Linked DNA regions of Homo sapiens: region 2 is linked to region 1. A link is a loop called in an ENCODE intact Hi-C map of the cell type or tissue named here. Cell type or tissue: spleen. All regions are shown on one strand. Links, peaks and the distances in the headings refer to the core of each region. The heading gives the core; the rest is flanking DNA.

Region 1 (15,467 bases), core at 2,765-10,764:
GAGTTTTCAGTGCTTCTGAGATCCTGATTCTTACTAGTGTGTGAGAGTGTCAACTCTCAGGAAGGGGACAGGGCCCATCACTGCTCAGTTACACTCTCAAACCCTCCAAGCCCAGTCTAGCTCCTCCCAGGACCTACTGGAAGGTTGGAGAACACTGGACTTTGCACCCCACAGACCTGGGTTCCCAAGTTGGCTGTGCTGCTCCCAGCTGTGTGGCCTTGAGCACGTCATTTGACCTCTCTGTGCCGCACTTTCCTCATCTGCTAAATGGCATAAGAGGATTTTATGTCTGAGGGATAAGGGTTTTATGTGTAAAGGATGAGATGAGATAACTAAGGAAAATGTCATAGGGACAGGAGGATGGGAAGAGATGTAGAAATGAAGAAAAATCAAAGTATCTCAGGTGCCTATTAGAGGCACAGTTAGCCTGTGCATGTGTGTGTGTACATGTGTGGGTGTGCATGTGTGTGCACGTGTGTGTGTGCAAGTGTGCACGTGTGTGCACACATGTGTGGGTGTGCATGTGTGTGTACATGTGTGGGTGTGCACGTGTGCGCGCGCGTGTGTGTGTGCAAGTGTGCGTGTGTGCCTGTATGTGTGCACGCTTGTGTGGGTGTGCGTGTGTGTGTATGTGTGGGTGTTCATATGTGGGTGGGTAGGTAGATCGTAGCCACCATTTATAAAAGAGAAACTTGAGGAGGAAAAAATGACATTTCAGAATCAAACATTCCCCAAAGTGTTGCAGAGTGTCTGTTACATGAAAATGGCCCAGTAGAAACTTAACAAACGGCTGTGATCCAACAGCAGTGGTCATAGACACGTAGTGGGTGCATTGGGAAGAGAGTGATGTGTGGGACATGCTGATCCCAACTCTGGGGCATGAGCATGGGGTGGGAAGGCCAACCCTGGGCCCCCTCACCCATACTCACTTCCCCCCATCCTCTGCCAATAGGACAGCCAAGAGCACAAGATCATCCTCTATGAAAACCCCAACTTCACCGGGAAGAAGATGGAAATCATAGATGACGATGTACCCAGCTTCCACGCCCATGGCTACCAGGAGAAGGTGTCATCTGTGTGGGTGCGGAGTGGCATGTAAGTGCATTGCCAGCCCTGGCTCACCCTGCCCCAGGAACTGAGACTCTGGGGTCCTAAGTCCTGCTCTGCCCTGTACACACTGGTGATCTTGCACACATCAATGTGCTCTGCTGACCTCTGGCTTCCCACTGGAAAGTAAATGGGAATTCTCTGCCCATAGGTGGCTTACAGCCGCTGAATTTCTTTCTAGAGCTGCCTTTGGGGAAATGGTATGCCTTTGGAGTGGAGAAACCTTGGCCTTAACCTCAGCCCCAGTGAGCAAGACATGTATGTCAGAGGGGCAAGTTGAGGCAGAGGGAGGATTAGGTTGAGGCAGGAGGGAAGGAATGAGTTGAGTAGTCTGAAAGCTATGAGAAGCAGGAGGACCAGCCCATGCTGCCTTTGACCACTTGTGTCCCTAAGTTTGGGAACAGGAGGTGTCATTTTCCACTGAATCGAAGTTCCTGGGCACATCGACCCTGGCCATCAGCAGTGAGGGATTTCTCATGGTAAAAAATTTGGATTCCATGGGGGTCCACAGATGAGCTTTGGGCAGCGGTGTGCTGGAAATAGCTTATACCAGCTTGTAAGAACTGACTTTTTTTTTTTTTTTAATTGAGACGGAGGCGCGCACTTTCGCCCTGGCTGGAGTGCAGTGGAATGATCTTGGCTCACTGCAACCTCCGCCTCCCAGGTTCAAGCGATTCTCCTGCCTTATCCTCCCAAGTAGCTGGGATTACAGGTGCCCACCACCAAGCTCAGCTGATTTTTTGCATTTTTAGTAGAGACAGGGTTTCACTGTGTTGGCCAGGTTAGTTTTAAACTCCTGACCTCATGACCTGCCTGCCTCGGCCTCCCAAAGTGCAGGGATTACAGGCATGAGCCACTGTGCCTGACCTGGAACTGACTCTTAAATTTTCAGAATTTGTGTGAACTGGTTGACTAATCATTGGTAGCTTGAAACCAGCCACAGGGTGCATTTACAGCATAGAAATCAGCAAGTGCTGCTAATTAAGGCTCTTTCCCCACAACAGAACCAATTTAGCCAAACATACTGGCTTCTTGGGGTTTGTGAAACTCCTAAAATAGTGTGCAAAGTTCTGTGCTCCTATTCCCCTTCATTCCCTCATTCATTCATTCATTCATTCAATCTGTCAGTGCTGCCATATGCCAGGCATTGTGTTAGGTGCCCAGGGTGAAGGAGATTAAAGAGATCTGGCTTCTGCCCTGTGTAGCCAACAGTCTAGAAGGGGCAACTGTTAATACTTTAAGAATCCACATGAATCTAAGCTACTTCCTTGGAGAAAAGATTCTTGAGCTGAGATCTCAAGGAACAGTAGGAATTGCAGGGGTAAAGAGGCCAAGGAAGAGCATCCCAGACAACGAGAGCAGCATGTGCAAAGGCCCTGTGGTGTGTGTGTGGGGAGCCTGATAGGTCTGAGAAACTCTACAAAGGCCATGGTGGCTGGAATGCAGAGATGTGGAAGCATAAGAATGAGAAGTAGAGCTGGAGGTGTTCACAGAGACTGGCCAGGCAGATCCTTGCAGGCCAGGCCTGTGTGACATTTTCTGGAGAGAAGACCAGCACTTTCATTAAGTAGCCCCTGGAACCTCTTTGATCAGAAGGCCCCTGGAACCTCCCCCAACTCTTCTTTGACTTTGCAGCCAGGCTTGGAGGTGGGATAAGACTGGAGGGAGATGGTTCAAAGGCCTGGCTTATTCTAAGCTTCAGTGAGCTTAAGATATCACCCCCTTGCTCTGACCCCAGTACAGTATAGTACAGGCCTTCAGTCAAAATTTGCTTCAGGAGGCAGTGAGCTCCCCGTCAAGAGAAGGAAGAAAGCAGAGGCTCAATGCTGGAAGGGTGGGGTGGAAAGGGTGTCCTGCTTACCCTTGGGAAGTGGCAATGGTTGGGAGGCTTCACCCTTCCTAGTGGCTTATGGATGCTCTATCTCTCTCCCCTCACCTCTCTCTCTGTCTGCTTCTCTTCCTGTCCCCCTGGTTCACCCTCCCCTCCCCTCTGGCCCTGCAGGTGGGTTGGCTACTAGTACCCTGGCTACCGTGGGCTGCAGTACCTGCTGGAGAAGGGAGACTACAAGGACAGCAGCGACTTTGGGGCCCGTCACCCTCAGGTACAGTCCGTGCGCTGCATCCACGACATGCAGGGGCACCAATGTGGTGCCTTCCACCCCTCCAACTAGTGCCCACCCCACCATGCCTCCTTCCCAGGACCCAGGTCTGCTGCCCAGGAACCCTCCAGACCTCCCAGAGAGTGAATGAAGTGTGACTTGCAACTTGTCTGCTGTGGGTCTTTGATCTCCCCTGGCAGCTGGTGTGTGTGTGTGTGTGTGTGTGTGTGCGTGCGTGTGTGTGATAGAAATGAGAATTGGCAAGTATCTGGGCTATGAGTAGGGCAACAGAACCCTTACTGAGTCTTACGGTTCTGCAGCTTCTTAGCTCTTAACTGTGTGACCTTGGACACAGTGCCCAACCTCTCTGAGCCTTTGTTTCTTCACCTGACTTGCAATTCCCTTGCCTCTGAGTGTCTGGCTGGTCTCGAACCCCTGAACTTGTGATCTGCCTGCCTCAGCCTCCCAAAATGCTGGGATTACAGGCGTGAGCCACTGCACCTGGCCAAACTTGAAGAAATTATTTCTAATCCCCGGTCACAAAGAAATTCCCTAATAGATTTTTTTCTCTAAACTTTTTAAACATTTGCTGTTCACATTTGCGTTCTTAATCCTTCTGGAGCTGATTCTTGTATATAGTGTATGGTAGAGATTCAGTTTTTTTTTCTTTTTGGAAGTCCAGTGTCTTAAATCATTCATGAAGGAGTCCATTTCCTGCACTGTGGTGCAATGTCGCCTTGCTGATCTATCCCCTTCCCCACAGGTGGGGTGATTTTATGGGCTGTCTTTTCTGTTCCTGTAGTCTGTGTATCCCTGCACTCTTGCCAGATTATGTTAATGACTATTGCTTTGTAGTCAGTGTTGAGGTCCCTAAAACAGGGGCCCTCCACCCCTGGGCCTCCCGGGCCTCCCGTGGCCTGGAATGGGGGCTCCACAGCAGGAGGTGGGGATTACAGCCTGAGCCCCGCCTCCCGTCAGACCAGCGGCAGTATTAGATTCTCATAGGGGTGCAAACCCTATTGTGAACTGCACATGGAAAGGATCTAGGTTGCATGCTCCAATGAGAATCTAATGTCCCCTGCCCACAGCCCGTGAAAAATTGTCTTCCACAAAATCAATCCCTGGTGCCAAAACATTTGGCCCTATAACATGATTCTTCAGGAATGTTTTAGGTATTCTTGCCCTTTTAGGACTCCATTTAGAAGCATCCCCTCACATTTGGAAAAGTGGAAAACCTTGTTGAATGAGCTGAAGTGGTTAAAATGATTATCATAAAGGTAGAAACCAGTAAGTGCTCCATATACACCATGGAATACTATGCAGCCATAAAAAAATGAGTTCATGTCCTTTGCAGGGACATGGATGAAGCTGGAAACCATCATTCTCAGCAAACTAACACAGAAGCAGAAAACCAAACACCACATGTTCTCACTCATAAGTGGGAGTTGAACAGTGAGAACACATGGACACAAGGAGGGGAACATCACACACCGAGGCCTGTCAGGGAGTGGGGGACAAGAGGGAGAGAGAGCATTGGGACAAATACCAAATGCATGCACGGCTTAAAACCTAGATGACAGGTTGATGGGTGCAGCAAACCACCATGGCACATGTATACCTGTGTAACAAACCTGCACGTTCTGCACATGTATCCCAGAACTTATAATAAAAAAGAAACCAGTAAGTGCTCAATAAATGTTACTAACATCTATTTCTTCATTCATTCTTCAACCATTACCCACTGAGTGCCTATTTGGATACTTGGCTTAGTACCTGGGTGATGAAATAATCTACAGCAAACCCCCATGGCATGAGTTTATAACAAACCTGCACATGTATCCCCGAACTTAAAAGTTAAAAAAACAGAATCTGCACAAGTCTAAGCTACTTCCTTGAGGAAAAGACTCGAGCTGAGATCTCAAAGAAGAGTAGAAGTTGCAGGGGTAAAGAGGCCAAAGAAGAGTGTCTCAGATGAGAGCGGCACGTGCAAAGGCCCTGTGGTGGGAGGAGCCTGGTAGCTCTGAGAAACTCCACAAAGGCACGGTGGTGGCTGGAATGCAGAGATGTGGGGGCACATTGAAAACCTTGTTAAAGTGCTTAAAATGATTATCATAAAGGTAGAAACTAATAAGTGCTAAATAAATGTTATTCTCGTCCGTTTCTCCATTGATTCTTCAATCAATACCTATTGAGTGCCTGTTTCACTCCTGGAACTGGGCAGAGTAGGAATACAAAGTAAGACAGATTCCCTGCCCCTAGAAGCTCTCACTGTGGGGGGATTGTAATAGTTTGAGAGTAGAGCAATGGTGATTATTATGGGTTGAATGAGAACCCCCCAAATTCATATGCTGAAATCCTAATCCTCAATACCTTAGAGAATGTGACCTTATTTGGAAACTGGGTCATTGCAAGTGCAATTTTTTTTTTAAGTGATAGGGTCTCACTCTGTTGTCCACGCTGGAGTGTGGTGGCACAATCATAGCTCACTGCAGCCTCCAACTCCTGGGCTTTCAAGTGATCCTGTTGCCTCAGCCTCTGGAGAAGCTGAGACCGCAGGCGTGTGTGACCACACCTGGCTATTTTTTTTTTTTTTTTAATTTCATGTAGAGATTGGGGGGTGGGGGGTGGACTCCCTGTGTTTTCCAGGCTGGTCTCAAACTCCTGGCCTCAAGCAATCCTCCCATCTTTGCCTCCCAAAGTGCTGTGACTGCAGGTGTGAGCTACCATGCCCGGCCAAATGTAATTAGTTATTTTAAGAGTAGATCACACTGGAGTAGTGTGGGCCTAATGGAACGTGACTGGTGTCTATGAAAACGGGAAACTTGGAGACAGGCACGCACACAGGGAGAATGTCATGTGAAGATGATGCTGGGGTGATGTTTCTGCAAGGCAAAGAGTGCCGGAGACTGCGGGCCACCCACCAGAAGCTAGGAGAGAAACACGGAGCAGATTCTCTCTCGCAGCCCCCAGAGGGACCCCACCCTGCCAAAGCCTTGACCTCGGACTTCTAGCCTTCCTGGGGACTTCCTAGAGAATGCCCAGTCCTTCCTCCCTCTTCCTCCCCCTTCTGCGTGGGGAGTGCTCTGCGTGTCATCCCTACTCACCTCTCCTCGGGGCCTACAGTTACCTCCTCTCCTGTCTCCGCAGGACCCAGCCAACCCTTTCTTCCCGTCCCCAAGGCTCCACTTCCCCCTGCAGCCACCAGGTGTCAGCAAAGCATCATCCTTGGGGCTCATGGCCGGGTGGCCTGAGCTGCGCAGGCCCTGTAGGAGCCTTGGGTTTCAGGGGAACTAGTTCTTGGTGTTGGAGAGCCGGACTCAGCAGCCAGACTAGTCCCTGGGAAGTGGATTGGAGTCTGGCAGAAACAGGTAGGAAGCCACAGGGCAGCCCTAAGAGAGGCAGTGGAAACAGCCCCAAGTCAGGCAGTGGAGCCAGAGGCCCCTGGAGTCAGGCAGGACTAGAGTCAAGTCCCAGATCTCCTACTCATTGACCCTGTGACGGCAGGCAAATGACCTTACCTCTCTGAGACTCTCTTTCCTCATCTGACCAAGGGCCATACGGGGGTTTTTATTCCATTGGTAATTCTCAGACACCTGGTCACCGAGCTGACACGAAGTAGTTGCTCAATAAATGACACCCTAGTTGCCTTTTCGCTCTTCATTCATTCATTGAATAGTGATTGGGGAATCTCTCCCACGCTGCCACTGCTCCATGTACCAGAGACACAAAGCAAAGGAGCCTGCCTGTCAAGCCTACCTTGTCACCTGTTGCCAGGAAGTCCTGCTCCCTCCTAGGGCAGCCCCTGGTTAGTGGAGCTGAGAGAACCCAAGATGCTGAGCCGTGGGGTGTGCATGAGAACCGGGAGGGAGGTTTTATGAAAATCAGGTACAGGTGCAGCCCCAGGCCAGGTCAGCTCAGAGGGGGTGGCGGGGTTGCGGGGGGCGGAGCGCAGGCAGGTGAAACTGGAGGAAATTGGAGATACAGCGGGAGGGAGGGGGAAAAGGTAAAACCTCTCACCACCTCCTCAACGCTTATGAAGGTCTGAAGCTTGCTTACTAATAATTTTAAACCCAAACTCAGACATCAGCCAATACTAAATGTTTGCAAGGATTGGGGAACAAAAACTCTGAAGCGCTTCTGCAGTGATGTAAATTGGTGCCATCACTTTGCAAAAATTAGAATTTGACAGATTCTAGTAATGTTGAAGATGCAGAAATCTGGAGACCCAGCTATTTCTTCACTGGGTGTTTACCCTGGAAAATCTCTCCCACATCTGTACCAGGAGATAGGTACAGGATGCTCAGAACAGCATTGTCTGTGCTAGCAAAAAACTGGAAATAACCTACATGTCCATGAGAAGGGGAATGAGTAAATAATCAGCATGCAATAATATCATCATGCCACAGACAAAAGGGATACACAACACCTTACATATTCAACATGGGCATATCTCAGAAACATTCCCGGAGGTAAAACAAAACAAACAAAAAAAACAGGCAAGTTACAGAACAATGTTTGATATTTATAAGAATTTTTTAAAACATCTGTAGTGAGGGATCAGTTTTTGTATTTTACCTTTTTTGATACCTTATGGACTGAAAAGTTAGTAGAATATATAAAAATGAATTACCAGAAATGAAAATGAAAAATACAACAATCATCCCCAATTTAAAATTTTTATATTAACAGTTAAAACAGACTGTCAAATTATTAAAAGTCTTTTTTTTTTTTAAGAGACGGGGCGGGAGCGGGGGGGGGTCTCACTGTGTTGCCCAGGCTGGTCTTGAACCCCTGGCCTCAAGAGATCTTCCTGCCTCAGCCTCCCAAAGTGCTGGGATTACAGGGGTGAGTCCACCATGCCCAGCCAAAAGTTTCTAAAGTCTTAGTCTCTCTTTAGTCTCTCTCTCATTTTTTTTGAGACAGAGTTTTGCTCTTGTTGCCCAGGCTGGAGTGCAATGGCACGATCTCGGCTCACCACAACCTCCGCCTTCCAGGTTCAAGCGATTTTCCTGACTCAGCATGTAATCCCAGCTAATTTTGTATTTTCAGTGGAGATGGGGTTTCTTCATATTGGTCAGGCTGGTCTTGAACTCCCGACCTCAGGTGATCCACCCACCTCGGCCTCCCAAAGTGCAGGGATTACAGGCGTGAGCCACCGTGCCTGGCCTCTAAAGTCTTACTCTCAATTTCTGTGTTTATCTCATCGCAGATTGGTAACAAACAATTACCACCGACCAGACTTTGAGTAGGTGTTGGCGAACTTTTTCTGTAAAGAACTGGGTAGTAAATATTTCACATTTTGGGGGGCAGTATGGTCTCTGGCAACTACTCAACCCTGCTGGCATCACGTAGAAGCAGCAGTAGGTAAATGAATGGGTGTGGCTGTACCTCTGTAAAACTTTATGAACGCTGAAATTTGAATTTCATTGTCATGTATTACACAGATTTTTTATTACTTTTTACATTTTAAAATATATTGATATTTTGGGGTAGATGTGATATTTTGATACACGTATACAATATATAATGATCAAGTCAGGGTAATCAGGATACCCATCCCCTCAAACATTTATCTTTTATCTTTTCTTTGTGTTGGGGACATTGCCCAACACAATTTTCCTCTTCTGGATATTTTGAAATCTGTAAGACGTTATTGTTAACTATAATTTCCCTGCTGTACTATTGAATACAAGAACTTTTTTTTTTTAGGCAGGGTCTCACTCTGTCACCCAGGCTGGAGTGCAGTAGCGTAATCTTGGCTCACTGCAACCTCCGCCTCCTGGGCCCAAGCAATCCTCCCACCTCAGCCTCCTGAGTAGCTGGGATTACAGGCACGTGCCACCATGCCTGGCTAATTTTTGTATTTTTTGTAGAGACAGCATCTTGCCATATTGCCCAGGCTGGTCTCAAACTCCTGAGCTCAAGCGATCCACCTGCCCCTGCCTCCCAAAGTGCTGAGATTACAGGCATCAGCCACAGTGCCCGGCCTGAATACAAGAACTTATTTCTTCTATCTAAGTGTATTTCTGTACCATTATCCAACTTCTCTTTCATCCTTCCCTCCCCACCTTCCCTTCCCAGCCTCTGGTAATCACCAATCTACTCTCTACCTCCATGAGATCCACTTTTTAAACTCCCACATATGAGTGAGAACACATGAGTTTCTTCCTTTGATTTTTCCCCAACCATTTAAAAATGTAAAAACTATTTGTATTTTATGGGTTGTATAAAATGAAGTATCGGCCAGGTTTGTCCTACAAGCCATGGCTTGCTGACCTTTCCTTCAGCTTATCCAGCAATAGACATAAATCAACGTAATGTTTGTTTTTTCAGAAAGATTTAACATAGCTGCTATCCAATTTTCTTTTTTAAACGAAATGCTAATGATTTTGATACATGAGTTACATAACTTTTTTGAAGTATGCACATAGAAAAGACTGGAAAACATGCCAGATTATTAAAAAATGTTGAGTTTGTGGTATGGGCCATTTAGGCAATTGTTGCCATTTGCTTTGTGCTTTTCTGTATTTTTTTTTTAATTTCCAGGAAGTTTCTCTTTTCATCATCATGAGTCCTCGAAGGGTGCTGTGTTCTGTCCCTCTCACTCCTGACTGGCAGTGACTCTAAAAAATGCCCCACCCGTGGGGAGGCCTTGGAAAGTAGAAGTGGAGATGCAGTCACTGATCTCGGGAGAAGCTGAAAACACAGTCATCAGCCCTAGGAGAGGGGTTTTCTGCACTTCCTTGGCCATCGCTGGCCTCTGGGGTGTTTCAAGTTTTTCTGGAAAACAGGATCATTCTGTGGAGTGAGTCTCAGGACCTTGACATGGGAGGAACAAAACTTTTCTTGCTTTTTTGGTGCACCCTGGGCTGAAATAAGAAAACCACTAGGGGTGAGTCTTCAAAGCAAAGACAACCCAGGTGAGCGGAGTGGTGGGGTTTTAAAAAAACACAGGTGGAGAGGAGCACGTTCTCTCTCTCAGATAAGATCTCAACCAGTGGGGAGAACCATGCGTGCTCAGGATGGGATGCCTGCCTCAGAATCCCCTGGAATATGGATTTCCACTCCACCCATCTTCTGCTACAGCAATGGAATTGGTTTCTATCAAGGTGGGACTGAGGTGCTGGGCAGGTTGACCATCACCTCCCAAGTGATGAAGCAGCTGGCTGGGGATGTGGATGGGAAGGAGCTCAGAGGCTGCCCCAAGCTCCTCCCAGCACGAAGCTGAAAACCAGACCCTTCTGCCCCTAAGAGGCTGTCGAGGGCTTCCTGTCTCCCCTTGTGAGAAAAGAGACTCAGTGAAGCAGGGCTCATATTAGTGAATCTCCAAAGGTATTCCCAGCTTCCCTGAAGCCGCGGTTCTCAGTGTGTGAACCACAAACCAGCATCACTGGCATCACCTGGGGTCTTGTTAGAAATGCAAGTTCCGATCAGGAGCCTTGGTTCAGGCCTATAATCCCAACACTTTGGGAAACTGAGGTGGGAGGATCGCTTGAGGCCGGGAATTCGAGACCAGCCAGGACAACATGGTAAGACCCCATCTCTATAAAAAATAAAAAATTAGCTGGGCATGGTGGTGCACAACTGTAGTCCTAGCTACTCAGGAGGCTGAGGTGGGAGGATCACTTGAGCCTAGGAGTTCAAGGCTGCAGTGAGCTATGATCACGCCATTGCACTCCAGCCTGGGCAAAAGAGTGAGAACGGGTCTCAATAAATAAATAAAAAGAAATGCAAGTTCTCAGTCCTACCCTAGACCTACTGAATCACAATTTGGGAGGGAGGGGTGTCCCAACTGTAAACCCAAGTTTGAGAACCATTGCTTTGCCAAGATAGGGTCTTGCTATGTTGTCCAGGCTGATCTTGAACTCCTGGGCTCAAGTGATCCTCCTGTCTCAGCCTCCCAAAGTGCTGGGATTATGGGTGTGAGCCATTGCACTTGGCTACCATTGCCTTTGGGTTTTGTATTTCTTTAAACTGTTCGCCTTTCTGCATCTTTCATGAAAATAGGTGGGTGATATGTTCCTTTTCCAAGACCAGTTTATAGTTAATGCTGTTTCTTCATAAAGTTGTTATTCTTTTTTTCACTAAAGAAGGCAACTTTGAGTGGATTGGGCTTAAATTTTCTTTCTCTCCATTAATCCAGGAATTAGGAAACATCAACCAGGTGGCTCACGCTGCCATTTCCTGAGATAGCAGTTTCTGTCAAAAAGATTGGTCCACATATTGGCCAAATCCTCCTTTTCTTCCAGGCATACTTTATATTCATCATTATTATATATTCAGGAGGCAAACTATATTCTTCTTTTTAGAGATAGGGTCTCACTCTTGCCCAGGTTGGAGAGCAGTGGTGCCATCACAGCTCACTGAGCCCTGATCTCCTGAGCTCAGGTGATCCTCCTGGCTCAGCCTCCCATGTAGCTGGGACTACAGGTGTGCACCATCATGCCCGGATAATTTTTTATTTTTATTTTTTGTAGAGGTGGGGTCTCGCTGTGTTGCCCAGACTAGTCTCAAACTCCTGGGCTCAGCTCAAGCAATCTTCCCGTCTCGGTCTCCCAAAGCACTGGGATTATAGGTATGAGCCACGGCCCCCAGCCTTCAATTTTTCTTTAATGTTGGTTTCCCTGTTAGAATGAAAGCTCAGTGAAGCACATCTTGTTCACAATTGCATTACCACCACCGCGTACCATGACAGGCTCACAGGAGGCATTTATTAAGTGATTGCTGGCTGATGTCCTCACGCTTCCACCTATGACCACCTGTGGCTTATTCCCATTTTCTAGGGGAGCCCCTGAGGCTCAGAAAGGGGGAGATGATTTGCTCAAGGCCATGCTGGTGGAAAATGAAAAAGCTGGGTTTGAACCCAGGGCTCTATCCCACCCATGGTGGTCAACCTCTCTGGCTTTTCTTGCACCACGGCACTCCAAAACCTCCTCCACCCATGCTGGAGGCCTCTCTCCTGGCTGCCCATGGTCACTGCACAGCCCTGTGCACAGAGCCTGTCTCTGGTGCTGGGCTGGAGGGAGTTGAAGTTTTTGAAGCTTCCAGTACTGGAAATGTTGGTGGTGAGCAGGGCACCCTGACCCCGGCTTTAAAAATAGGAAGCCTGAAATAGCTCTTTCTGGGCCTCCCCTTTGCTGTGGCCTTTGAAGCCCCGAGTGTGCAGGGCTGAGAGTCCCTGCGTCCTGTGGCTGCCCTGGACAGGCTCTGCGAGGAATCCAGGCTGGAAGCCAGGCCCAGGTGGGAGCCACAGTCCACCACAATAGTGGCTTCCTAAAACCAAATCTTTGCTCCCCATCTCGAGCAGGGGAGTTGATTGGTGATGGCCGCGGGCATCTGGGAGCCTTGGCAGGGCAGCCCTGAAGGAGATCCCAAAAGAAGGGTGTATGAGTTCTTCATGCAGTTCTCCTGAACTTCCATCACCCATCTGAGCTAATGAATTTCTGTTAAATTCACACACTTCTCACCAATCCCCTGATCCAGGCCCGCATCCTCTCTTGTTCACACAACCCCAGCAGCACTTCTCACAGGTCTGTCTGCACTCCCTCTGTCCCCCTACAAATCCCATGCAGAAGTCAGAGGGATCTCAAAATGCAAATCTGATCATGAGACCCTCCTGCTTAAACCTGCCATGGCTCCCCTTCACCCTCTGGATACAAATCCTAATTACTAACTCACAAGACCTGTGTGGACCAGCCCTTGCTTTGTCTCTTTAGCTTCCTACCATGTATATAAACTTTTTTTTCTGTCCTGTGTACCCTTGATGAGTCCTCCAGCCACAGGACTCTGGCATATGCTGTTTTCTTTTCCTGAAACATATTTTCCCCCAGTTTGCCTAATTATTCCTATTATTATTATTATTATTATTATTATTATTATTAGAGACGGAATCTTGCTCTGTCATCCAGGCTGGAGTGAAGTGGCATGATCTTGGCTCACTGCAACCTCCACCTCCCAGGTTCAAGTGATTCTCTTGTCTCAACCTCCCAAGTAGCTGGGATTACAGGTGCACACCACCATGCCCGGCTAATTTTGTTTTAGTAGAGGCAGGGTTTCACCATGTTGGCCAGGCTGGTCTCTAACTCCTGACAGATCAAGTGATCTGCCTGCCTCGGCCTCCCAAACTGCTGGGATTACAGGCGTGAGCCACCACACCTGACGTAATTATCCCCCTTATGCAGGCTTCGAATCTCGGCCCAGCGTCCTCCCTGGCTTCTATGGCCAGGCCAATCTTCTGATGTGCTATTTTCTGCTTTGCTCACCTCTCTTTGGAAGCCCTAATCACACATGTTGCTCTATATGTATTTATTTAGTTCTTTGATTTCATTTCCATCTCTTTTCCTAGGCTCTATGAGGGCAAGGGCCACGCCTGATTTTGCATTCAATATATCCACAGAGCACAGTATATAGTTGAGGCTTGATAGGTATTTATTGAATGAATGAAAGATCAAATGAATGAATGAGTAGTCAAACCCAGAGACTAGGACTTGACCAACAGGAAAGACTCCTTAGAATTAGTCACTTCCAAGCACGAAGCCATGGAGACACCTGTCATTGTAATGAAAATCAAGCACTCGGATAAAAAGCTTGTCTTGTTCTCTCAACATGTGCCGATTTCTTCATCTGAAAACAACTCTCATTGTTCAGGCACAAATGCTTCCCTCTCCTCGAGTTAGTGACCACCCCCATTCCTCCCTTCCAGAGCACAGACTCCAGAATCTGTTACAGTAACTCTTCAGAACTGCGTGTTTTAACCAACCTTGTCTCAACATTCTCATCTGGAAACAGGGTGCATGTGGCTTGCTTGGCAGGAGATGTGGCCTACAAAGTGATGAATCCATAGCCTGGTGCCCAGCTGCTGCATAAAAACATAATTTCTCCATTTTTAAACTTGTAATGCTTCCTTCTACCTTGGGTACTACCAGAACACTCCAAGCATCTCAGTCTAGAGAGTGTAAAGGAAAGTATCCAATAAATGCTTTCATTCTAGGCAGGGCTACTCATTCTCAACTTCACCGCTTTTTTTTTTTTTTTTTTTTTGCGACAGGGTCTCACATCACCCAGGCTGGGGTACAGTGGCACCATCAGGGTTCACTGCAGCCTCAACCTCCCTGGGCTCAGGTGATCCTCCTGCCTCAGCCTCCTGAGTCTCTGAGACCACAGATGCACCGCCACACCTCGCTAACTTTTTTATTTTTTGTAGAGATGGTGTTTCTCCATGTTGCCCAGGCTCATCTCGAATTCCTGAGCTCAAGCGATCTGCCCTCCTCGGCTTCGCAATCAACTTTACTCCTCTTGATGTGTGGTGGGGGCTGCCCTGTGCACTGCAGGATATTAACTGCACCCCCCGGCCTCTACCAGCCAGTTGACCAGTAGCAACCCCCAACACTTGATGACCAAAAATGTATACAAACATTGCCAAGTGTCTCCTGGGAGCAAAATCACCCCAGGTTGAAAACTGTAGGGAATTACAGATATTCATACTAGGGATAAGGACATTTCCAAAGAGGATAGTGGATGGGGTCACTAATGGGATTTCCAGCAGGATTGCAGACAGGGAGGTGAAAATTTAGGACAAATCATGCAAAGTAGGTGTTTGCCTCCACCTTCTACATGAGACAGACTCAGATAAACGGTCAGGGATGAAGGGGATGAAGTCTCCCATTTTATAGATGGGGAAGTAGAGGTCCACAGGGAAGAACTTTGTTATCTGGCAAGCAGTGAGACCTGGGTGCCTAAAACACACCTGTACAAATGCATATGCATGTAGTATGTGCATATGTATTAGATAAATATTTGACATGTATTATATGTAGCAACTCTATTAGAAATGGAACTCTGTTAGAAACGTAGAACTCTTGAGGCCAAGACTTCGAGACCAGCCAGGCCAATGTGGTAAAACCCTGGCTCTACAAAAAATACAAAAATTAGCTGGGCATGGTGGTGTGCACCTGTAGTCCCAGCTACATGGGAGGCTGAGGCACAAGAATCTCTTGAACCTGGGAGGCAGAGGTTACTGTGAGCCGAGATCACACCTCTGCACTCCAGCCTGGGTGACAGAGCAAGATCCTGTGTCAAAAAAAAAAAAAAAAAAAAGGATATGTGGTCACAAATAGGAAAGGAATTTTTTTTTTTAGATTTTTTTTTCTGTGTACCCATATGTGAGCACCCATACACTCACATACACAAATGCACACACAGATACAGGTGAATCCTAACCTCCTTGCTTCCTTTTGTTAGTTCAGGGAGGAGAAAGCGGGG
Region 2 (15,467 bases), core at 2,865-10,864, 870 kb after region 1:
GAGCCCAAATTCCATTATGTTGCAAATGAGGAAACTGAGGCCCAGAGATGGGAAGAGATTGCCCCAAGACCACTCTATCAGTCAGCTATTGCTGTATAACAAACCACCCCAAATTCACTGGCATAAAACAGCAGGCATGTATTTCTGTTCACGAGTCTAGAGATCAGCGTTGTGCTTCTGGTCTTAGCTGGGCTCGCAGGTGGGTCTATGGGCAGCCACTGGCCTTCTTCATGTATTTGGGGATGGGTTGGCTGTCGTGGTCTAGGTGGGCATAGACTGGGATTGACATAGACACGCATCTCTGCTCCATGTGCCTCTCATCCTCCAATTGCTAGCTTGGGCTTGTTCCCATGGTGATTGGCCAGAGTTTCAAGAAAGGAAGAAGATGCATTCAAGGCCTCTTGAGCCCACACTAGGAAGTGGCACAGCCGCACGTCTGCCATATCCTATGGCAAGCTACAAAGCAAGGGCCAACCCAGAGGTATGGTGTGGATACAGAGAGGGGCCAAGCTTTGGGATCATTTTTGCCCTCAAGCTACCATGACCATAGAAGAGTGGAGATTAGAACTCAGGTCTCCTGGTCCCAGCCCAAAGCTCCAAATGATATTACTGTGTACAATGATCCTATGAGATCTGAGCATCATTATCCCCATTTTACAGACGAGGAAACCGAGGCTCAGAGAGCTGAAGGAACTTGTGTAAAATCTCACAGCTAGGAAGAATAAGAGACAAGATTTGCACCTAGGGCTTGGTGCCTGGCATATAGAAGACTCAGAAAATGTTTCTTTCCCTACATGATGCTTTCAGCATGTGGGAGACACTCTGGAAAGATCTTGAATTCCTTCAGGGACAGGAAAAAGCCTTCACCTACAGTAAGAAGTCTTGGGTTCTAGTCTCAATTCTTTCACTGAGTGGCTGTGTGACCTTGGATAAAGTCACCCCACTTCTCTGGACCTCGGTTTCTTTCATCTTTCAAATGAAAATAACAATGGTACCCATCTCTTCGAGTTCTGAGATGATGAAATCATACCATGTGCAGAAGCACTTGGCAAGGGCTTAGTACATTACACACACTCAACAATTTAATTGGCAGCTGTGATGACGATTAATCCCTTCCATGGCCCATGGTCCTGTGTACAAACTGAGCTCCTTTGCACGATCACACACACCACACACACACACACACACACACACACATTGATCCCTCTGAGCTTGCAGTTTGAGTGTTACAGTAGGAATGAAGAGAATCCATACACAGGTCCTACCCAGGTATCCCACCTGACTGATTAGCTTCCTCTCCCCCACGATTTGCAGGGGATTGTGGTGGTAACTTGGAAACACAAGCACCAGGGTTAGGTCCTCCACCAACACATGCCCATGTTCTGCTCCTTGGCCACGCCACGCTCTTCTCGCCTTGGTGACTGCAAGAGCCTACTTGGGAGGGGACCTGCTGTCTGTCTGAGCTGGACATTGCCTTGTCGGTGCACCCCTACAAGCTCAAGGCATTCGAATGCAATTAGACCTGACATCTTAGGGAGACACGACTGCTTGTTTTACGAGTCCCTGACATGCGCTGTCCTCCTGAACTTACTATTCGACAAGTGTTTATTGAGCGCATACCATGTGGCTAGAGTTGCATCCAATTATCAGAGGTCTGGAGATGACAATCATCACTCACATGGATTACTGTGGTGCCAAAATACTCACGTGCCCTTACCTTTGTGCCAAGCTCTGTTCTGAGCACGTTACCTCTTAGTTAATTCTCAAAGCAACCTAGGAGAGTCACACGATTTGTTCTCCATGTAATAGATGAGGACAGTGATCCTCCTCCGAGGGGTGAAATGGCTTGCCACTTAGACCCAGGAGTGCCAGCCTCACACCCCTCATCACCCCTCAACCCTGCTTCACAGAGTAGAATCGACTTCATCCTGAAGGCAGCCAGCCTCCCTTGAGAGCTGAGCAGGCAAGCAGTGTAGTCAGACCTGCTGTTTAGACAGCACCCCTGGGAGGAAGGCAGAGGTGGGCCGAGGTGGCAGGAAGCCAGGCAGGAGGCAGAGGGGCAGCAGCATTGGCTTGGCATGGTCCTGTGATGGCCGAGGCCTGGGGAAGCCCCTGCAAACCCCTCTGGGGCCTTCCGGGGAGAAGCTGGGACAAGCCCTCCAGGTTTCAAAGTTCGTTTTTCTTGGAGGAGTTCCCACGCCAGGCGGGGACGGCCCCTGTGTGGAGTTTCCTGGGGGTGTTCTGGCCGCTCGGATTGGCCACGCCAGGGCTTTCGCCAGGGGAGGCCTTCGAGAATATGTGCACGATGCGGACGCAGAATGGCAGGAAGCGGCGACCCCAGCCACTGCCAGCTTCTGCTGGGAGAAGCTCTGTCAACTCTTCCTCCAGCAATGCAGAGCCCCGGCCCACCGCCCTCTGCACACGTGCGTGTCTGTGTGTGTGTGGCAGTATATACCACACACCACACACACACCACACACGCTATACACACCACACACCCTCACACACACCACACACACACACCACCCCACACATACCACACACACATGACACTACACACACCACACACACCCCCACACACACACCACACACATGCCACACATGCCACACCACATGACACTACACACACCATACACACACCACATACACACCACACACACACACGCACAAACCACACATATGACACTACACACACCACACACCATACACACACACCCCTCACACACACCACATGACACTACACACACCACACACGCCACACACCCCACGACACTACACACACACACCACACACCATACACACACCCCACACACACACCACATGACACGACACATGCCACACATGCCACACACACCACATGACACTAAACACACACCACACGCACCACATGACACACCACGCCCACACCACATGACACTACACACACCACACACACCCACACACACCACACGCACATGCGCCACACACTACACAAACACACATACTGCCACATACACATCCGACCTCACCAGCTGATCAAGCTTCCCTCAAGGTGAGCTCTCGCACCCTGACTTAGATGTCCCGGAATGTAGAAGGCCCTGGGTTCCACTCCGTGTTTTATAAACCTGGGGAAGCTTACATCCAGAAAAAGGAAGCAATGTGGGCAGTGCCACAGAGGAAATTCATGGAAGGGCCACAGATGCCATCTGGGGTCACCCCTAAGTCTGGAAAACTCAGGCCTCAGCAGCCTATTTCTAAAGCCTTGTATTCCCCAGATCAACCCCTTCCTTGCTATTGAGTGGGGAAATGGGGAAAGTGTGTGGGTCCAACCTTCTCCACAGAGGGAAGCATGCAGTGGCTTGGTCATGGCCATTGTTAATGGACTTTTTTACAATTTGTGGATTCTGCGATTTGCATCTGGGGAAACTGAGACCCGGGTTGGGAAGCCTCTTGTCCAGTCACAGGTCAGAAAGGTGGCAGCATAAGTGCCCTTTACTGAGGTCTCGTCACACCAGGATTTGTTGCCACGCCGCCCTTGCCCCTCAGCAGGGTGCCTAGTTCCTTATAAATAGTTTTTGTAATAGAGGAAAAATGCTCTTGTAGTGGAATTCCTGGCATTAATTGTTATTTACAGCTGTCAACAATATTATCCCCATTTTACAGGTGGGAACACTGAGGCTCAGAGAGGCTAATCTGCTTCAAGGTCCTGCAGCTAGAATTTGAACCTGTTCTCTTAATGCTGCCTCTTGTGCTGGAGGTGAAACACCAGGGTAGTTAAGGACAGCCGTCTTTGTAGGCAAAGCAGCCGGGGAGCTGTTGGGTTTTCCTGGTCATGGTGCTAGGTGTAAAACGTTATCGGTGACCTTGCCAGAGCCTCGCCCACTGCCTTCGGAAATGGCTCAGTCCAGAGATGTGGAAATGAGAAACTGCTTGAGCTGCCCGTGGGGCAGGCCCAGGGGGACGGCAGGCCGAGAGCAGGAATCTCTTTCCTACTCTTTTTCTCTTTGGGAATAAGAGGGAAATTGAGAAAAGGGAGAAAGGAGGAGGAGATGGAGAAAAGGAAGAAAAGAAGAAAGGCCATGGAAACTGGGAGCCTCTCTGAAGTCAGGGCTGGGTCTCATTCAGGCTGCAAACTCCAGGTCTGTGGCTCTCAGTCCTGGCTGCCCAGGAGAACCCCCTGGGAATGGGAGTTTTAAGTGACACTAATTCCCAGTCTCCACCCCCAGGGTTTCTGATGGCCTGATTTGTCTGGAGTACAACCTGGGATCAGGAGTTTTTAAACCTCCGCGGGGATTCTGAGGTGCGGCCAGGATTGAGAACCACGGGGCAGTGGGTTCACAGCCTGGAGTGGACAAGCGTTTTGGTGAATATTTTTGGAGAGAAACAGAGAGGAAGAGAGGGTGGAAGGAAAGGAAGAGAGAAGGAACAAAGAAGAGACTAAGGAAACAGGCTGGGCACGGTGGCTCAAACCTGTAATCCCAGCACTCTGGGAGGCCAAGGCAGGTGGATCATCTGAGGTCAAGAGTTCAAGACCAACCTGGTCAACATGGTGAAACCCGGTCTCTACTAAAACTGCAAAAATTAGCTGGGCTTGGTGGTGGGTGCCTGTAGTTCCAGCTACTCTGGAGGCTAAGGCAGGAGAATAGCTTGAACCCAGGAGGCGGAGGTTGCAGTGAGCCAAGATCATGCCATTGCACTCCAGCCTGGATGACAGAGTGAAACACCATCTTTAAAAAAAAAGAAAAAGAAAACTCATCATTTTTGTGTGTTTTAAGGTGTCCTATTAGGGAGCCAAAGATACTGGTTTTCTGTGTCCTCCCTGGAGCTGACATGGTTTCTTGGCCTGTCTGCCATTTTATCAAATTAAATTGAAAGCAAATTTAATTGGGTTTCACTGGGCCAAAGGCCCCTCGACAATTCTGTGTTGCTGAGAGGTGCCTGGCAAGGTTGTGCTGCATCTGAAATGAGCACAGAGGCCTTAGGACCTGGGTCTTTGGGGCTCAGTTTACTCCTCTATGGGATTCATAATGTTTTTTCTCTGACCACCTGACTGTGTGGGTGAGGGGATCAGATGAGAAAATAGATACAAAACAACTTTAAACATGTCCCTTCTAAGGCCTTCAAAAAAAACTATAAATATTTTATCAAAGTTTTATTGCATACAACGGAATTTACAGGTTTTGATTCTTGTTTTTCCTTTCTTTAGATCCTATGATTTATTTCATCACTATCTCTACTGTTCCATAAAGATCTTGCCTGAAGGGCAAGATAGTGTTTTCTTAGGAAAGTCACTTAATTCCTCTGAGCCTCAGTTTCCTCATCTGGAAAATGGACATAAATTTGCCGTCATTCCTTCATTTAAGTGAACTTTATTTCACCTGTGCCAAGCCCTGGGTGGGCTCCAGGGATTGGGGTGAAGACATGTGCCTTCAGGGAGCCGACACAGGCAGATGAAGGTTGCTGGTCTGTTGCTCAGGCTTTGTCTTCCAACGACGTCTGTTTGGATTCCGGCTCTGCTATATAACCAGCTGCTTGAGCTTAAGCGTGTTTCCTCACCTCTGGGCACCTCAGTTGGCTTATCTGTGAAATGGGTGTGAAGAGTCGTACTTACAGGGTTAGTCCGAGGATAAGATGAAATGGTGCATGTAAAGTGCCTTGAAAAGCCACTTGAAAACCTTAGCTAGTTATTACATAGCTGTAAATGCAGGGTGGACAGAGGGATCCTGAGGAATTAGCAAGGTGTTTTCTAGCAGAGAAGAGAGGAGAGGGCTTTCCAGGTAGAGAGACTAGCATGAGCTAAGGCATGAAAGATGGAGGCTTTAAGGGTCTAGGAGCTGCAAGGGGCTTGGTGTACTGGATGTTTGAGACAGCAAGAGATGGGCTGAGACCCAGCTGTGGACTTCCTGGGAGGTCAGGCTGAGAAACTGGACTTTAGTCTGTGGGCTAATTTTTGCGGTTTCCACAGTCCAATTCTATTACCAGCTACTTCTTTTTGTGTTACCGTTTTTGTTTTCCCGAAACTGCGTGTAAATTGGCTTGCCTTTTTCACTTGGCTTACTCCAGCCAAAATAATGTCCATGAAATTAGAAGTTTAATGTGCAAACCATATATTTATATATTTTTCTAATTTGCATTTAAAGAAATGCATAAACATTAGACATTTCAAAGTATGTTTGCCTACCTAAAATTGTCCTGTGAATGAGGCTCGAAAAAGCCTTTTAAAGGCAAGATTTCTAAGCCAAGGGTCAAATGTTTGTTTAGAAAGGAATAAGGAAAAGAAAGGTGGCTTGCTCATCATGTCTTTCTATGCCCTCTCCGGAATATTGACTCTAGCTCAATAGTTACCAACCTCACCTACCACCTGCTCCCCACATCCAGGCTCCTGATTGGTTGGGGTAAAAAGGGCACCTGCTGGGGAAGTCAGCCCATTCCATGCTTAGGCATACACTGCCCTCTGCAGGTGAGCAGCAGGATTACATAACCAGAGATGGGTTCGCTGGTCTGTGTCAGATTCTAATTTGCATTCTATCCTCACCTCTTCCACTCTCTAGACCCCAGTGAAAGCAATGAGGGTCCCTTAGGCTGTTTTTATCCTTTTTGAAGAGGTACTACATTCATACGATTCAAAATTCAAAAGTACAAAAAGGTCTACTGTGAAAATTGAGTTTCCCATCCTTCCCCAGCAAACAGCCCCCTCTCTGGCTCTCCTCCCTAGAGGCAATTACTTTCTTATGTATCTTACATATCCTTCCCCAGATCTTTCTAAATATTTCAAAAACCATAACAGAAAGCTTTTATCTATCAAAATTAAGCCACCCAGACTAAGTAACTAGATTAACACTGATTTTATTGCAAACTCTGTTATACCTGATCGATAATAACCATGAACAAAACACAAAGAACATTCGTTACCAAGAAATGTAAAATGTTAGGGAGACAAAATCTTTTTAAAACAAGAAGTCTGGGCCAGGCGTGGTGGCTCAAGCCTGTATCCCAGAACTTTGGGAGGCCAAGGCAGGTGGATCACCTGAGGTCAGGAGTTTGAGAACAGCCCAGCCAACATGGTGAAATGCTGTCTCCACTAAAAACACAAAAATTAGCCAGGCATGGTGGCACGTGCCTGTAATCCCAGTTACTTGGGAGGCTGAGGCAGGAGAATGGCTTAAACCCGGGGAGGGTGGAGGTTGCAACGAGCTGAGATCGTGCCACTGCACTCCAGCCCGGGCAACAGAGCAAGACTGTGTCTCAAAAAAGAATTTAATTTAATTTTTAAAAAACGATGTCTGTAATACAAAAATCACAGCTATATAGGAGGAATAGCTTCTAGTGTTCTATAACACTGTAGGGTGACGATAGTTAACAATAATTTGTTGTTCATTTTCAAACAGCTGGAAGAGAGGATTTTCAATGTTTTTTTTTTTTTTTTTTTTGAGACAGGGTCTCGCTCTGTTGCCCAGGCTGGAGTGCAGTGGCGCGATCTCGGCTCACTGCAACCTCCTTCTCTCAGGTTCAAGCAATTCTCCTACCTCAGCCTCCCGAGTAGCTGGGACTACAAGTGCATGCCACCATGCCCAGCTTATTTTTGTACTTTTTGTAGAGATGGGATTTCACCATATTGGCCAAGCTGGTCTTGAACTCCTGACCTCAGGTTATTCACTCACCTCGGCCTCCCAAAGTGCTGGGATTAAAGGTGTGAGCCACTGCACCCAGTCCAGATTTTTTTTTTTTAGACAGCATCTCACTGTGTCACCCATGCTGGAGTACAGTGGTGCAATCAAAGCTTACTGCAGCCTCAACCTCCAGTGCTCAAGTGATCTTCCCACCTCAGCCTCCTGAGTAGCTGGGACCACAGGCATGTGCCACCGTGCCCGGCTAATGTTTTTATTTTTTATAGAGATGGGGGTTTCACTATATTGCCCAGGCAGGTCTTGAACTCCTGAACTCAAGTGATCCTCCAGCCTTGGCCTCCCAAAATGCTGGGATTACAAGCATGAACCATCATGCCCAGCTGTTCTGAATATTTAATTTGTGTTTTTTTATTCATGTTTTCTGACACAAGACTCAATCGGAACACACTTCTTGAAAACGTGTGTATGTGGCTTTCATGGGCTGTTGTATAAAATGGTGGTTCAGATCTCAAGCTTTGGCATCAAAAGACGTAGGTTTGAATCTTGACCTTCCTGGTTGAGCCTCAGTTTCCTTATCTGTATAATGGAGCAAGTCTTACTTTGTGAGGTTGTTTGAATGCTTGATACTTGGCGGACAGCACTGTTGTTATTCAAAAGCTAAATGTGGGTCCTGTGAAATGCTTTCCCATTCAAAAGCTATCCAATGGGACCAGTGTTTCCACTGCCCTGAGAAAGGGAGGATTTAAAGAAGCAGCCAGAAGTGGTAACACTAAATGGCATGTCCACAAATGGCTGCTCAGGCCCTTGAAGGGGCTGCAGAATGTGCCCAGAGCAGGGTCAAGGTGGGGAAGGAGAGGAGGCTAGACAAGCTGGACAAGCCAGCGGGTTGGCTTTGGAGTGGCCTCTCAGGCATGCAGGGTGTCAGGTGGCATTGGACTTGACTCTAGTGACCTACATATCCAAGAAGGATCAAGGCATGGCCAACAAGAAGCCCTAGAGGCAGGCGGGGCAGAAATCCCTTGAGGCAGCCTCCCTCTGATACCAAAGTTTTCAACTTAACCCTGGGGAGCATGCTGAAAGCAGCCAGGGCACTGGCTGAGAGGAGTCCCCTTCCCAAGGTTGGAGCAGGGAAGAGTCCAGTCGGGGTTAGGGTCCTAGGTAGGAATTGGGGTCAAAGCCACAGTCTACTCTGTGCAAGATCTGAGCCCGAAACCTGGCCCTATGCCCTGAGCTGGCACTGATTCACCCGAGACACACACTCAGCATGGTGCTGAGCACTAGGGATACAGCCAGCAGTGAGTGAGACATGGGAGGGCCTCAGGGAGCTCCTGATCTGCAGCAGATGAGCATCCCCAGACCAATGGGGCCCCAAGTAATGACTGAGCTCCATAAGGAGGGTGAGCACAAGGGCTGCAGGCCAGACCAGGAGGGGATGCTGGGGGCTCTGTGCAATAGTGAATCATGGAAGGCTGAAACTAAGGGGTGGGTAGGAGTTTCCCAGGTGGAGAATTCAGAGCACAGGGAAGGGAATGTGAAAAGTCCCAGAGGTCACCAAGAGCATCGTGCTTTGGAAAGACTGATGAGCAATGCAGTCTGGTTGGAGGTAAAACAATGGCTTGGAAGAGAGAGAGTCAGAAATGAGGCGGCAGGGACGGGGCAGGCGGCAATGCAAAAGATAGACCTATAGAGCCTTGAGACTAGGGTTAAAAGTTGGCACTCTATCCTAAGATGTTTCTTTTTTTTAATTGAGGTGAAATTCATACAACATACAATTAGTCATTTTAACATATACAATATATATATCTACATATGTGATACATTTACAATATTGTGCAACCAACACTTGTATCTAGTGCCAAAACATTTCCATCACCCCAAAAACAAATTCCATACCGATTAAGCAATTGTTCCGCATTCTTCTCCTCACCCCCTAACCCTTGATAACCACCCATCTGCCTTCTTTCTCTGTGGATTTCCCTATTCTGGATATTCCTTATAAATGGAGTGATTCAACAGGTGGCTTTTCGTGGCTGGCTTCTTTCACTGCATGTCATGTTTCCGAGGTTCACCTGTGCTGCGGCGTGGGCCAGTGCTGCATTCCTTTTTATGGCTGAATAATAACTCCGCTGCACAAATAGACCGTATTTTGCTTATTCATTGATCTGTTGAGGGAGCAGATCTGATTTACCTTCTGGAAAGATTCATCTGGCTGCTAAGGGGAGGAGTATCAGGGCCAGGTGAGGATGAAGTCAGGAAACCACCGAGGTGCTGTCCAACTGCCCAAGAGAAAGGTGATGATGGTCTGAGGATAGCCTGCGACAGTGACCAAGAAGAAAGAGGTGGATGTAGAGGGGGAGATGGGAGCTGAGATCTTCTGCCAGGAGCTCACACTTTGTGCCTGTGGAAAGCCTTTCACTCTGGCACCTGAGAAGGGCCAGAGTGGGCAGGGTCTGGTCTTGGGAAGCTTTGTGGTCCTACAGGATCCTCCCAGAAGGGATCCTGCCACTCCCAGTCACAGTCAGACCAAGCCTGCCTGCCTGCCAGCATCTCTCCATCTCCCCTTCATCCTGGAGTCAAACTGCCATCCCGTTTTCCTAGCGCCTCCTTGGATCGTATCTAGCTGACATCTCAATTCAGACCTCAGCGGAAAACCACACTCTGCCCTGTGGCTCTCCCTGCAGTGAACTCAACACATTTTCATCTCGGTTGCTTACAAAGGTCCGATTCCAGGGATGCTAGATGCACTTGGTAAATACATGGATGAGCAAGTGAAAATGTAAGCTCCTCTTTGCATTGAGGGGAAAAAACTAAATTGCCAAACTCTGTGTACATAATTGGAACCAGTCTGTCAAAAAAGATTCAGAAGAATGAGGCAGAGAGTAACTTGATTATTTCTCCCAGTGACCCTTCAGGCACATCCTATATTATTTTTTTCCTCTGGGTGAAAGCTGCGTTTTCATAGGTCTTCTGGTCACAATAAGTGCAGTCCAGTCTGAAAATCTTATAACCCTAAGTATCATTCATTTTGAAACTTCATCCCTCCCTCAACTGTGCTCCTCTGGCTGGGAATTTTGCAAAGGGCATGGGAGGTAAGGGAATAGGAGACTCTAACTTGGCTACACTGTTATGTTATAGAATATATAGAATGCTGATTTTTTTTCTGTCTTTAATAGGATATTAAATGTGTGAAAGTCTCCTGAGCACAGCTGCTCTTAACTTTCCCTTTTGCTGGGGTTCTATCACCCTTTCAGTAGGAAGCCACTTTTAAGGAGACCTATAGTTGGCTTCTGCCTGCAAGGTTCACAACTAGACCCAGGAAACATAGATCATATCCCTACTGTCATCAGTGATGGGATGCTCACTGTCAATATCTGCTTTTATTCTCCTTGCTCTGACCAGAGGCAGGCAGGCATCCCCAGTCTGATTTTATCATTTCTTTTGGTGAGCATCAAATCCAGCTACTGTTATCCAAGCCACAAAAGAAAGACACCTGCCAAGTCACCAAGAGTTCCCTTGAAGCCCTCCTCACTAGGCTTAATGTGAGGGTGATACACATTCGACCCTCCCTCCTATGATGCCCCACAGTGACCACTCCCCTCAAGGCAGTCCTTCCTGCCAGCCTCCTCAATGGCCAGTGCCTTCTTTTCCTTCTCTTATATAAGCTAGAGGTGGGAAGAAGGGCTCAGACTGGAATAGCTGCATCGATGTTAGTAGATGATGCCATTGGTACTCTGTCTAAGCCGTGCAATACTTGCCACCATGTGCCCATAATGACTTCCTACTGCAAGGCCCTTCCCACTTCTCCAGCATTTCTCTGATGCCATGTGGTCACATGGGCAAGCCAGAAGTTCTAGGGACTCAACACATCCAGGAGCATCCCTCAGTCAATAAAGGATGGAAACTGGAGGATAAATACCCCAGCTCCTTCTCCCTATGGATGTGTTCTGCACCATCTCTAAAATTCCTGCAGGACTGAACCCAAAATGCACAGTGAAACCTGCTCATCAATCCCCTCTTCGTTGAGTCCTTCCCTTCTTCTTGTCTCATTTCCCCACCAGTGCTGCCTAGGATGGCCTCCCAGACAAGCCAGACTTCAAAAGGCATTTGTATGTTTGCTTGATCTCTGCATCTGGAGAATCCAAATGCAATCAACAGCCAAGTATCTCTCTTTGGAAAGTGGAAATCCACTGCACCTATTGTCTTGTTCTTAGCTTAGGGAGACACTGCTAAAATTTCAGAACAACAGAAGAAATTGCATTTAATGGTCTGTTGCACACCGTTTACAATGTGCATTTATATAAGTCATGGTTTCTCGAGTTTAGCCCTGTTGACATTTTGGACTAGATACTTTTTTGGGTTGAGGGGCTGTCTTGTGCACTGTAGTATGTTTAACAGCATCCCTGGCCTCCACTCACCCATGGTACCCACCTAGTTAGGAAAAATATGTTTCCAGACATTGCCAAATGTCACCTGTGAGGAAAACTGCCCCTAGTTGAAAACCACTGACATAAATCATCTGATGTCATTTGGCATAAACAGAAATCCAAAGAAGGATGATGGTGGTGATGATGATGATGACGATAGTGATGATGGTGATGGTAACGATGATGATGCCAAAAATGAAAGTGGAATATAACAACATAACATTCAAATGACATCACCGAGCTTGCCCAGGTGCTAATGCTGAAGCTGGAATTTGAATCCAGACCTTCTGCCTGCCTCACCTCATCCCCAGAGCTCATGACATAGACGAGGAATATTAAGGCTGATTCACAGACAAGAAATTTCAGAAAAATCACATGCCTTCCATGAAAGTGACAAAGCTGAGAATCAAACCAAAGCTTTCTGATTTCCAAGCCAGTGTGCTCTTCCCTGCACATTGCTCCATCCTATTTTATGGAGAACAAAGAGTTGCCGTATGGTTTTAAAATGAAAGCTATTTTCACCCTTGAAGATGCTGCTACTGCGTTTTGGCCATTTAAGTGAAAGAATAAAGCCAAGATGTGCATTGTCTGTAAACTACTGTTACCAGCGGATCAGCTGTGAAGTCGGCTTAAGGAATATATCTGCCATCTACCATGTTTCACACTAGTCTAATCCGGCACTTTCATGAACAATTGATGTTTTCATGGTACGTAGAGCTAAAGAGGCCCTCCCCTACTACAGGTCCAAAGCTGACATCAGTCCCACTATTTTTGCTGTCAAGTAGACTCTCTGGGAGGCTCTTTCATACCTTAGCATTTATTGAGCACCTACTGTGTGCAAGAACAAGTGGCAACTCCAGAATTTCAATACAGCAGGGGTTTAGGGGCTTCAATCTGGTTAAAAACTGTCAGGGGGGTAGGAGGAGTCTGGGGATTTTGTCTTGAAGACATGTGTGCAAAGCAAGCAGGTAGCTTTTATTTGAAGATGTTTTGGGAGTAGCATAGGGGAAACTGGTGAAAATTATGGCGGCAATCAAAATCTTCCTAAGCCACCCCTTGGAGCAACTTTACATGAGGAACTACGAGAGGTATGGTGGAAGGTATTGGGGTGAATAAAATACAATCCCTGCCCTCCCAGAAGCAAACTTTCAATACCTTTCTTTGTGTTTCTGTTGTTTTGTTCTGACCACCTGAAACACCAACATGGGTAGTTGCCACCTCACCTCCCAACTCCCGGACTAGCAGCAAACACCACTGTTGGCCATTGGATGAAGCTATCAGCAGGGAGGGCCACTGTCAGTCTGCATCAGTTTCAGGAACTCTGCTCAGGGCCATTTCCCAGAACACCTCTCCTCTGGCATTGAATTGCTCAGTCATACAGTTCCCGTATAAAACCCTTCAGTGTCTCCCCGTCTCCTGCAAGATGATGTCCAAAAGTTGAAGCTTGGCTCTTTAAGCCCTTCATGATCTAATCCCTGCAGAACTCTGCAGGCTTCTATGCCTATCCCCATACCCCAGGCACACTGACCACTGGAAAAATTCTTTCAGGAACCATGGTCTTACTCCTTTCTTCCCTCTGCCTTCTCCCCATCATTCATTGTTTTCTTTTGTTTTGTTTTGTTTTGTGAGATGAGTTCTTGCTCTATTGCCCAGGCTGGAGTACAGTGGCACAATCATAGCTCACTGTAGCCTCAAACTTCTGGGCTCAAGCAATCCTCCTGCCTCAGCCTCCTGAGAAGCTAGGACTACAGAGGTGCACCACCACACCAAAAAAAAAAAATTTTTTTTGAGACAGGGTCTCGCTTCTTTGCCCAGGCTGGAGTGCAGTGGCACAATCTCAGCTCACTTCAACCTCCACCTCCCAGGTTCAAGCAATTCTCCTGCCTCAGCCTCCCGAGTAGCTGGAACTACAGGCATCTGCCACCACGCCCAGCTAATTTCTTTTTTTAGTAGAGACGGGGTTTCACCATGTTGGCCAGAATGGTTTCGATTTCTTGACCTCGTGATCCTCCTGCCTCGGCCTCCCAAAGTGCTGGGATTATAGGCGTGAGCCACCACGCCCGGACTTTTTTTTTTTCTTTTTTTTTTTTTTTTTGTAGAGACAGGGTCTCTCTTTGTTGCCCAGAATGGTCTTGAACTCCTGGCCTCAAGCAATCCTCCCACCTCAGCCTCCAAAAGTGCTGGGATTACAGGTGTAAGCCACTGCACCTGGACTCCCTACTCTGTGTTTATCTGCCTCGAGGTCTCCTACTCTTTCTTGAGGTTTCAGAGCAAGAAGCATCACCTACTGCAGGAATGCTTCCATGATGCCCCTAATCTGAGTTTGTCCTTACTTTCTCTGTCCTTACTTTGGTTATAACTCCTGCCACAATCCCTGGCTTACAAATCTAAATAGATCACTACTCTGTGACCCTTCTGAGCTCAGCACAGTGCCTGGCTCATAGTAGATGCTCAAAAAAACAAACAAAAAAGAACATTAAGGAGAAGGAGACAAGAAAAGGAGAAAGACATGAGAGAGAAAGAAGACAGAGAGAGGGAAAGAAGAAAGGAAAGAAAGAAATGTGAGTTTGTATCTGTCCATGATTGATGAAGCCAAAGGTGAATTATCTGGCATTCTTTCAATTAGAGATCAATTTTATCTAGCATGTCTGAGATGGCACATGTTTCTGTGGTATAGTGAAGTGATTTCTGGATTATTAACTATCCACTGTGGTTTAATTATTTAGTGTCAAGGTACTTTCTTGCATTGGAGTCTTTGAAAATGTGTCATCCTTTAACAGTATGAATGGTGACAGGTTTGAGCATATCTCATAAGTAAGGTGCCTCCATCCCACCTCTGCCCTACCCCTTAAACATAATGGATCATTCAGTTGACTCTGAGGAATTTGCCCCGTGATAAATGGAAAGATCATTTCACCTTATATAAAAATGCAAGTTGTAATTAGCAAGCTGTCAGCATGTTCTGCACTGAAGAAGAATGAAAGATGCAGGTCATAGCCCCAGCCTGTAGCCTGGTGCCTAACACAGAGATGTCACCTAAGAAATGGTTGCCAATAATGGGAGTTTTGAAGGTGATTCTTCTTACAATGCAGCATTTGACTTTGCAATGAGTCCCATGCAGCCAAGACCATTGCATCAATGTGTCTTCAAAAACCCAACTGACGGCCGGGCACAGTGACTCACGCCTGTAATCCTAGCACATTGGGAGGCCGAGGTGGGCAGATTGCCTGAGCTCAGGATTTGGAGACCAGCCTGGGCAACACGGTGAAACCCCATCTCTACTAAATACAAAAAAAATTAGCCAGACATAGCAGCATGCACCTGTAGTCCCAGCTACTCGGGAGGCTGAGACAGGAGAATTGCTTGAACCTGGAAGGCAGAGATTGCAGCGAGCTGAGAGTGCCACTGCACTCTAGCCTGGGTGACAGAGTGAGAC

Evidence for each region. Peaks named below come from ENCODE experiments on the same cell type or tissue, not always from the same donor. Only the 100,000 strongest peaks of a DNase experiment are listed, where the experiment ranks them.
Region 2: it touches region 1 in a loop (6-fold over the local background); 16 of 110 quality-filtered maps call a loop at or near these places.

Annotation. Positions count from the first base shown.
Region 1 is chr22:25,456,307-25,471,773 of GRCh38, forward strand. It overlaps the pseudogene CRYBB2P1. Among named protein-coding and RNA genes, the nearest start is that of MIR6817, 8.4 kb to the left of the region's middle. In spleen, for the core only: CTCF peaks have their summits at 6,383 (motif pointing right) and 6,597; a DNase peak (open chromatin) is centred at 6,405; H3K27ac peaks cover 769 bases.
Region 2 is chr22:26,324,759-26,340,225 of GRCh38, forward strand. All of the region lies in intron 9 of SEZ6L (seizure related 6 homolog like), which reads left to right. Among named protein-coding and RNA genes, the nearest start is that of SEZ6L-AS1, 86 kb to the left of the region's middle. In spleen, for the core only: CTCF peaks have their summits at 6,452 (motif pointing left) and 6,651; no DNase peak of the experiment used is centred there; H3K27me3 peaks cover 3,308 bases.